2 separate regions of the Homo sapiens genome follow, and region 2 is linked to region 1. The links are chromatin contacts, found by Hi-C or POLR2A ChIA-PET in ENCODE. All regions are on one chromosome and are shown on one strand. Each heading gives the region's core, a stretch centred on a gene start or an enhancer-like site at or near the end of the contact. The rest is flanking DNA. Distances are from core to core; before and after follow the strand shown.

The links. A loop is a pair of places that touch in the nucleus more often than their neighbours do. ChIA-PET counts read pairs that join two places held with the same protein, here RNA polymerase II (POLR2A). Pooled maps may share reads with other maps.
Region 2: a pooled map shows a loop between it and region 1 (4-fold over the local background). The contact joins the promoter of ZKSCAN1 here to the promoter of PVRIG in region 1. A Hi-C loop is called at or near these places in 1 of 37 single-sample maps with no recorded cell type and 5 of 50 pooled maps. POLR2A ChIA-PET finds 5 or more read pairs at or near these places in 3 of 52 experiments (BJ and activated naive CD4-positive, alpha-beta T cell).

The regions. Positions count from the first base shown.
Region 1 is chr7:100,217,953-100,222,993 of GRCh38, reverse strand. PVRIG (PVR related immunoglobulin domain containing) reads right to left here and starts at 3,045. Exons shown (of 5, transcript NM_001397246.1): 1 at 2,966-3,045; 2 at 2,530-2,880; 3 at 2,321-2,447; 4 at 2,174-2,234; 5 at 1,504-2,066. The coding sequence starts at 3,023. The coding sequence ends at 1,743. It also overlaps a transcript of STAG3 not described here and the pseudogene CASTOR3P. RefSeq lists enhancers at 1,286-1,385, 1,406-1,505, 2,896-2,965, 3,026-3,155, 4,984-5,041 and a silencer at 1,926-1,975.
Region 2 is chr7:100,012,458-100,017,498 of GRCh38, reverse strand. ZKSCAN1 (zinc finger with KRAB and SCAN domains 1) reads right to left here and starts at 1,903. Exons shown (of 6, transcript NM_003439.4): 1 at 1,773-1,903. RefSeq lists a silencer at 1,648-1,817.

The DNA.
Region 1 (5,041 bases), core at 1,796-4,295:
CCTGGAACACAGGTAGGAACGGGGCCAGGTGGTGCCAGTTGGGAAGGGCATCCCAGGCAGCCAGCACAGCATGTGCAAAGGCCCAGGGGCCTGAGAGTGAGATGGAGAATCAGGACGGTGGTAATTGGTGGTAGAGGCTGGAGAAGCAGCAGTGAATGAGTCTCTCAGGGCCTGCGGCTGAGCCCTCCCCAGCCCTCTTCCCAGGCCCTGCACTCACCAGAGCTGCTGCTTTCAGTCCCAGCCTCAGTGCCTGACATCTTTGTGCTCTTACAGTCCAGATGCCGGTCATCCACCCACTGTCCAGCCCGAGCAACAGGTTCTGTGTCACCAGCCTGGACCCCGACACGCTGCCTGCTGTTGCCACACTCCTCATGGATGTCATGTCCTACTTCAATGGGTAGGGCTGCCTTGGGCATGAGGGGTCGCCGGCTGGACCAGGGGGAGGCACGGCTCTGCCTAGGAGTCTTAGTCTGACGGGGGAGGCTTTGCCAGGAGCTCATCTGAGGGAAGAGACACAGACCTTCCCTGGAGCTAGTCTGAGCGGGGAGACATGGACCCACCCCGGAACTAATCTGAGTGGGAAGGCAAGGACCCGTTCCAGAGCTAGTCTGAGCGGGGAGACAAAGACCCGCCCCAGAACTAGTCTGAGGTGGGAGACATGGACCTGCCCTGGAGCTAGTCTGAGGTGGGAGACACAGACCCGCCCCGGAGCTAGTCTGATGGGGGAGACACGGACCCGCCCCAGAGCTAGTTTAAATGGGGAGACACAGACCTGCCCTGGAGCTAGTCTGAGGTGGGAGACATGGACCTGCCCCAGAGATAGTCTGAAGGGGGAGACACGGACCAGCCCCAAAGCTGGTCTGAGGTGGGAGACAGGGACCCACCCTGGAACTAGTTTGGGGTGGGAGACACGGACCCGCCCTGGAACTAGGCTGAGGGGGAGACACAGCTCTACCAAGCAGAAAGGTTGGCTCTGGATGGAACATTTTGTGGGGAGTCCCCCATGTCTGTGAAGGCCTCTGCCTTCCCCGAGAGGAGGCGGGGGAAGTGATTGAGGGAAGATTTCAGGTGAGTCCCCCTACTCTCCACACCCTGCCTAACGCCAGCTGTGGAAGGAGGGCATCAGGACCCCAGCCCAGGCCACAGCAGGGAGCCCAGCAGAGGGAAGCCAGGTCAAACCACAGGGACTTCTCTCAGGCCAAAGCCCCAGGAACCCTTGCTGTTGTCCTAGAACATGGTGGGATTGGAGCAGAGACCATCCCACTGGGATCCCCCAGCCCTATCTAGGCAGCCACAGGTGTCCCTCAGGAAGCTCCCCCAACACCCCTGCCACTCTGAGAAGCCAGGACAGATCTCTAAGATTGGGACACTGCCCTCTCCCTGGGCCAACCCCAGCCCTGCAATGAGGCCCCAACCCACTCTGGTTCTCACCTGGCTTCTGCCTCCCAGGGGTGGAGACTGCCTCCCCACTCTCTTCACCCCCAAAGAAGAAGCACAGCCGAGGCCGACATCAGAGAAACTGTGTTGCTGACTTAGTTGCAGCAGGAAATGACTGAAATGGGGTAACTGTCACTCACACACTCACACCTGTGCCCACACACGCACACACAGAGACCACATCCGCAGCAGGTGGGCCTGGCCAGACACCTATGGGACACTTATTGGAGGCCCAAGAATTAAAGTAAGGGGGTGACACCCAGGAGGCCTGGGAGGGGGAAAGCCCAGTGGCCTCATGGTCTCTCTCATCGAACTCCTAAGGGTCCTTCCATGGCCCTGGGCCCCCGAGGGTCAGGGAAAAGAGTGAGGCCGGGACCAGTGTGAGGAGGCCTCTCCCCTGCCTGAGCGTAGAGTCCATTCTCAACAGAGACAAAGCTGCCACGTGCAGGGATGGGTGTGGAGGCCCAGGCGGCAGGGCCCTGGGGCCGGTGTGCAGCGTGGGTGGGGAGTGACGCCCACCAGGACGGCCCCCCATGGGGGTGAGCTGTGTCCAAAGTAGCTGGGCGGCAGCTGGTGTTGATAGTGGCATAAGGGACGTGAAGAGCAGCCTGGGAGGCCTGGCTTGGTGCCTGCGCGGGGGAAGGAGGGTCAAGTGAGTCTGCACAGCTTGGGCCCAGCCCTGGCCCCCCTGCCCCTGCCCCTGTCACCTCATCCCCAAAGCAGGTCCCCTCCTCACCCATGCTCGTGCTCTCGGTGCCTGGGGGCTGGTGCGGGACGGCTGGAGCCTAGGGGCAGGGCTGGGAGAGAGCAAGGATGGTCAGAGCTCTGCAGGGCATGTGGCCATCCCAGTGTCAGGGGGACGTGGACAGGGACCAGGTCTCACCGGTGCTTATGTCGGCGCAGCAGATGAAGGAGGTAGACACAGCCAAAGAGGAGGACTCCTGAGACCCCCAAGATCCCGGCCAGGTCTGCCCGCAGAATGGGGGCAGGAGTCGGCGGGGCAGAGAGCCCTGGGCACGGAGACAAGAATCAGATGGGTGGCCAGTTCCCGAGCCCCTCCCTGCCCTCCTGGACCCCTCGCCCCGGCCCCACCTGGGTCTGAGCTGGGCGGGAGGCTCCCACAGGCCTCCCAGGAGCCCTCAGGGAAGGACGCAAACTTGCAGCAGAAGGTGGTGTTGGCGCAGGGGCTGCTGGCCCCAGAGCCTTCCAGGATGAGAGAGATGCTGCTCTGGGTTTCCCAGCGGGCCTGGCGAGCAGGGGCCCATTGCCGGATGCCACGTTCTGGGTGCAACACAGCCAGCGTGGTCCCCCCAGCACCGTTGGGGCCCCCCCAGCTCACAGTCACCAGGGAGATGGAGCCAGACCCCAGGAACCCACAACGGATGGTGAAGGACGAGAGCTCGGTGGCCTCCATCCGAACTTGAACCCACACCTCCGGGGTCCCTGTGGAACAGCAGCAAGGTCGGTGGGCTGTTGTCCTACATCACCCTCCCTGCAGCCCCTGCCCCTCTCTGGTGCCGGCACTCACCCGCAGTGACACACAAGGTCAGCAGCACCCAGGGCAGGACCAGGGTCCGGTGCCCCATGGCCCCCTCCAGTCCAGGTTCTGGGGGCTGCAGGGCCGGCACCTGTGCCTCTGTTCTCATCGCAGGAAGTCTTCATGTTGTCAGCAGCCAAACAGCCACTTCCTTCTCTCCTCTCACACCTTCCCCAGAGGTGGTGAGCACAAAGTGGCTGATTCCCTTCTTAAAGTGACAGTGAGGGCCTGCTCAGTCCCCAAGGCTGTGCTTCCAGGTAACAAGGCAGGGCGGCACAGGTGGGTGAGAACCCAGCCCTGGCTAGGCCTGGGGAGGCCAGGGGAGGGGCAGAGAAGCTGTCAGGGGCTAGAAGGACTCCCCTTCCCTGGACAGCAAGGGGTGCCGGGCTTCCCTAAGAAAGGGCTCTGTCCCGCCCCTCACCCAGCTAAGGAATCGGAGGAGAAAGCCCCTGGGAGTGGGAAGCCAGCAGGGAGGACCTGAGAGCCAGCCCAGCATGCATGACCCACTACCAATCTGATGTGGGTCCCACGCTTACACCTGCAATGCAGGCCTCCCCCACAACCCCCAGCCTGGCTCGCCCACTACCCACTCATACCTCCTGATCTACCCTGAACGCACCCCATACTGGGCTCTGCCCCAGGCGCTGTCTCCTCGTCATAGGTGATGGCAACTGGCTTCTGGCTGCTCGGGCCCAAAGCACAGCCACCAGTGCCTCTTCCCTTTCACTTCCAACGCACCAAGATTGTGTCAGCAAACAGCAGTCCTCTGCCCTAGCAGTGCAGAAGCCAGGAGTTGAACCCATGTCTCTCACCAGGTTAAGCTGCCTCGCTAAGTTTGGATGTGACCTCAGAAACAGAGGCTACTCCAGCAATACAAGATACTTTATTTTTCGGCTTCTACCTATGCCACCCAATCCCTTCACTGGGCCTAACTTAGTGAATCAAATTAAGTATATTTCCCTCCAAGTTGCCCCAGGATTCTGGGCTCCTTTGCACACTACAGGTTTTCTCTAAACGCCCTGGGTTTATCTATCCTTTGGTGAATTTTCAACTCTTCTTATTTCTCTGCCCTGTCCTGACCAAAAATCTTCAGTGCCTGTTTCTCTCTGCCATCCAAATCCCACACACATCTAGGGGTGAATCGGTGAATCTGCGCTGATGAGTGACACGTTTTGTGAATCCTTTCTAGGATCTCAGTATTTCATCCTATCCCGAGGGAAGGCTCTAAAGAGCTCAAGGAAGACCTCACGATGTCTATGTGTGAGAAGAAACCTTTCACCCCTTCACTATCACACCCCATCATCCAAGCACACACTCCTCTTTCATCCCATAAACCCCAGTCAGTGTCACCTGGAGTTATAAGGATGCGGTGACTTACCTAGTAACGGAAGACTCTCAGTAATCTGAAAAAGAAAAATCCCTTCACTTTATAACTGAGGAGATAACACCAACAAGTCACTTCCAGCAGAGCTCATGGCCACAGTGCAAGTTAAAAAAGGTAAAGCCTTATTGAAAATAATCTTAAAACAATTATTCAATATTAACAGACAATGCCCAGCAGTGCCATGTGGGAGGCAAGCCACCCAGCTGCCAAGGCAAGAGACCGAGGGCACAAGCTGTTCCAGTATAATAAAGAAAATACATAGAATAAGAATAGTTATACTAGAAATAGATTATAGCTATGATTATATATATTACTAATCATTAGTTTATAGCATAACTCTTTATTCCAATATTATAATAATCTTTGTTCTACAATTATAACCTAGGAAAAACCAGGCCATACAGAGATAGGAGCTGAAGGGACATGCTGAGAAGTGACCAGAAGGCAGGAGTGTGAACCCTCTGTCATGCCCGGACAGGGCCACTAGAGGGCTCCCTGGTCTAGTGGTAATGCCAGTGCCTGGGAAGGCACCCGTTACTTAGCAGACCTTGGTCTAGCAGTGGTGCCAGTGCCTGGGAAGATAACTGTTACTTAGCAGACCGGGAAAGGGAGACTCCCTTTCCCTGGGGGAGTTAGAGAAGACGCTGCTCCACCACCTCTTGTGGAAGGCCTGACATCAGTCA
Region 2 (5,041 bases), core at 654-3,153, 200 kb after region 1:
GTAATCCCAGCACTTTGGGAGGCTGAGGTTGGCGGACTGCCTGAGATCAGGCGTTCGAGACCAGCCTGGCCAACATGGCGAAACTCTGTCTCTACTAAAAATACAAAAATCAGCCAAGCCTTGGGACACATGCCTGTAGTCCCAGCTATTCGGGAGGCGGAGGCAGGAGGATCGCTTGAACTCGGGAGGCAGAGGTTGCAGTAAGCCGAGATCGCACCACTGCACTCCAGCCTGGGCGACAGAGCAAGACTCTGTCTCAAAAAAAAAAAAATTTTTTTTTAAATAAATTGCCCTTTGCCCTTTACACTCATTTTTTTAAAGAGCAATCAAATGTTTTAATATGAAAAAGCTACCTTAAAAGACAGCTAGCTATTCAAAGAATATTGATACTCCCACAGAATGAAAATGTTAGATTTAATATGCTATTCATCTGTATTTTAAATGCTTTTAAATCGAGAATGAGCAAAAGACTAAGTAGCTAGCTTCCTCGTTTGTATTTTAAGAGTGGTGAAAACTGCCTGAAATAATAAACAAGAATCTTATATGTTAATTCAGAGAAGATACAAACCTGGATACACATTCTGGGGCAAATCACCATGGTTTCCTATGTAAAACAGCGATTTCTCCACATTTGTTCAGCATATATACTAACAGTGCTTTGCTGATGTGGTTACAATGAATTCTCCACAATTCAATTCAACAAGTATTTATTGACCGCCTCCAATCCGCCTAGCACTGGCCCGTACAATAAATGCTTTCTTTGGTCCCAGGCCATGGAACAGCCACTCTCTATAATGAAAGTATCTTACTGTGTACAGGGGGCACTGCAGGAAAGGGAGGGGAGGGATGGAGGAGTGTCAAGCTAAACTGTAGTTAATTCTTCAATTACATTGACCAAATCATTTCGAAGTCGGAAGGGCCTTTTGAGAAAATCCAGTTAGTTTTTATTGATGACGAAATTAAGACTTGGTGAGTGTCTCGTCTTATCCAAGGTCACTCAGCTAATCAGTCTCCTAGTGACACAGTGCAATTTCCACAAATTCCCTTCACTTCTCACCCCACTCCATGTCAAACAGAGCAACTATCCAGAATTGAAAAATCCACCTAACGTCCCGGACAGCTCTTTTCCAAAGCCTTCAAAGCATTCCATCAAGCTGAAAGAGTGGGGTGTATATAATCTCTACTAGATCCCAATCACCTATTTATCCACTATGACTAGGCTTCAAATACTCTTTAATCACCGCTCAGTGATGAGGGTGGGAGAAGGAAAGGCAGGTCTGGAAACGTATGCGGCACCTCAAAATGTGTCCATCTCTCATCCTTCCGCTCATTTCACCTCGAGGTCCCGAAGGAACCGGGGGGGGAAAAAGACACCTCACCGGAATCAAAGCAAATGGCGACTAAGGGAGAGCAGAAAAATCAAGACCGGGGTCGGTTCGCTCGCGACCCCGTTTGCAGAAACGTCAAAGGGCGATGACGACACTGCGGGAGAGGGGCCCACAGACGGCTTCTCCCCGGGTCTCCGGGCACCCTCAGCCACTGAAACCCTCGCCCCCTCCCCGCCTGATCCTGGGGGTGGGGCGGGGACGTCTCCCAGGAAGAACGGCGCTTTCTACGGCCGGGCCCGGCCAGGAGGCAGGGGCATGGACTCTCTTCGCACAACAGCGGGGCCGCCTGGAGGGGGTCCCAGGGCCGCAGCTGCGGAGCCCACCCTCGCGCACACACCCTTGCGGCCCCGCCCTCCCACCCCAGAGGCCGGCCCCAAGTCTCACCGTGAGCCCCGGGAGCGGCCTGGGGGCGCTGGGCGAGAAAGGGGAGCTGACTCTGGGGCTCAGGCCGGCCGAAGGGCACCGCACACGGACTTAGGCCCTCCCGACGCCTCGACACAGACACAATGAGTCACAAAGGCCGGAAGCGTGTCACCACCTCGTCTTCCGGGACCGCGCCGCGCTTCCGGGTCCTCTCTAGGAGCGCGGGAGGACTTTGCATCTCGGTTTCCGAATCGCTGGACCAGGCGCCTGCCCTTGAGTTTTCAAGCCTCCAGCTTGGAGGATCAGGTCCCAGTCCGCCCCTAGTTAATGCAGGGACTAACGGGAGCAGGTGGTGGGGGGTTTCAGGCTTTCCCCTACTCAAACTCAAACAGACTCTCCAGCTCAGACACCAGTCCATGTGAAAGTTCGATTTCACCTGTCTTTTTCATCTCAGGCAGTCCTTGTAGTAATTATAGTTATTATCAAGCAATATAGTACTTGGTAATTGTATGTCTGTGGCAAAGGAACTGAAACAAGGATGTAGACTGAGGAAGATCAAAGTGAAGCCAAGGGTGGCTGGTTTCCCAAAGCTGCCACGGTAGCTTCTCTCAGGGCCCTGGAGCTATATGGAGTGGTATTTTCAAATACTTGGCCCGTGGACAAGGGATGTCTTTCCACAAGCAAGCATAGTTATAAGGTTCTGTGCTTTGCTCATGTGGCATATGCTATTATAGCCGTTTAAAAGGAGTTTTCAGAGTAACAACAGACACTTTTACCTTCAAAGTGCTTTCACAACCTACCACAGTTACAGCCTTCATCTTTGCCTTGCAGGGTAAGGCACGCATAAGAGGGGGCCACGTTGTGCAAGGGTGGGGGGGACTACAGGCTTTAATGGTTGTGACTTTCCACTATGTTCCGAGACAAGTTCATGGGAGAAACTCAGTAGCTTGGTTGCATGACTCTTACTGCTTGGAGAGATTTACTTTTTTTTTTTAGATGGAGTCTCGCTCTGTCACCCAGCCTGCAGTGCAGTGGCACCATCTTGGCTCACTGCAACCTCCACCTCCCAGGTTCAAGCGATTCTCCTGCCTTAGCCTCCTGAGTACCTGGGACTACAGGCGCACACCACCATGCCTGGTTAATTTTTGTATTTTTGGTAGAGAACAGGGTTTCACCATATTGGCCAGGATGGTCTCGATCTACTGACCTTGTGATCCACCCGCCTCAGCCTCCCAAAGTGCTGGAATTACAGGCGTGAGCCACCGTGCCCGGCCAGATTTACTTTTTAAAAAATGTTTGAAAACTAAAAAGCAATGACAGGGCCAGACACGATGACTCAAGCCTGTAATCTTAGCACTTCGGGAGGCTGGGACGGGAGGATTCTTGAGCCCAAGAGTTGGAGACCAGCCTAAGCAACGTAATGAGACCCTCTCTCTACAAAAAATACTAAAATTAGCTGGGTGCAGGGTAGTGTGTGCCAGTGGTCCCAGCTGCTTGGGAGGCTGAGGTAGAAGGATAGATTGAGCCCAGGAGGTTGAGGCTGCAGTGAGCTATGATTGTGCCATTGCACCCCAGTCTGGGCCACAGAGCAAGATCCCATCTCAAAAAAGAAAAAAAGGGCCGGGCACGGTGGCTCATGCCTGTAATCCCAGCAGTTTGGGAGGCCAAGGTGGGTGGATCACGAAGTCAAGAGATTGAGATCATCCTGGCCCATATGGTGAAACCCCGTCTCTACTAAAAATACAAAAATTAGCTGGGCGTGGTGGCACACGCCTATAGTCCCAGCTACTTGGGAGGCTGAGGCAGGAGAATCGCTTGAACTCCAGAGGCGGAGGCTGCAGTGAGCCGAGATCGTGCCACTGCTCTCCAGCCTGGGGACAGAGCTAGACTCTGTATCCAAAAAAGAAGCAACAACAGTATCATTAAAGGAAATTTGCAAAATGGAGAAAAATAATTACCGGTAATCTCTCCACCCTAACACAATCCCCATGGCTTTAGTTTACCTTTTTCCTGTTTTCATATACAAATAAATATTTATTGATATTATTTTAAACACTGTTCAAAACCATAGTTGCAGTTGTATTGAAGAGGAGGCTGGTATCCTGGAAGTATCTGCTACATTCATATCATGTGAACACTGTTTTTTAAGGAAGAGAAAATATATTTACTATTCAGTAAGTGGAAATAGATCATCATCAAGGTCTTCATACTCATCGTCTTCACACTGAGTAAGCTGAGGAGGAAGAGGAAGGGTTGCTCTTGCTGTCTCAGGGGTGGCAGAGGCAGGAAGTGATCCACCAGCCTCGGCCTCCCAAAGTGCTAGGATTACAGGTGTGAGTCACTGCACCTGGCCTCTTTTCTTTCTTTTTTTTTGAGAGAGTTTCCCTCAGTTGCCATGTTGGAGTGCAATGGCGTGATCTCAGCTCACTGCAACCTCCGCCTCCTGGGCTCAAGTGATTCTCATGCCTCAGCCTCCCAAGTAGCTAGGATTACAGGTGTGCACTCACCATGCCTGGCTAATTTGTGTATTTTTAGTAGAGATGGGGTTTTACCATGTTGGCCATGCTGGTCTCGAACTCCTGGCCTCAAGTGATCCACCCACCTCAGCCTCTCAAAGTGCTGGGATTACAAGTGTGAGCCACCGCGCCTGGCCTCGACATCTTTGATTACTTCCTAAGGATGGATTCCAAGAAATGAGATTACTGGTCCCACAGATAGTCAGAGGGAATATAGGCAATAACGTTTGTAACCCCAGGGTTCTAGACCTGTCAGCAAACAAGCTCAGCTGACAAGATCAGGTGGTATCCACCCAAGAGTTTTGAAAGGACTCTAAGATGAAAGTGTTGAAAGAATCATGAAACTAATGATTTATGATTACAAAGAGACATTGTGCTTAAAAATTGGCTGGCTGCCCTGAACAAATAAAAGTTCCTGAAGGGCACCCTAGAAACTGTGGTTGCCTAAGTTTGACTTCTGTGTTGTGAAAGCTGGTGGAGTCAATGCTGAAGGGGAGCCCGGGTTTGCGGCTGTGACTGGGTGGCTGCAGCTACTCCTGGGAGGGAGGGTCTCCTGTCCCTCCAACTTGGAAGGAGTGGGGGCTTCCATGTGTTCCCAGCTCCCTCCAGCTCTGTGGAGTGCTGCGATCCCAGCTATGCCTCACTCACTGCAGCCAGCATCATGGCAGTGGCCACTCCAGATGGGGTGCTGCTGCCAAGGCGGGCAGATCACCTGAGGTCAGGAGCTCGGGACCAGCCTGACCAACACGGAGAAACCCCGCCTCTACTAAAAAT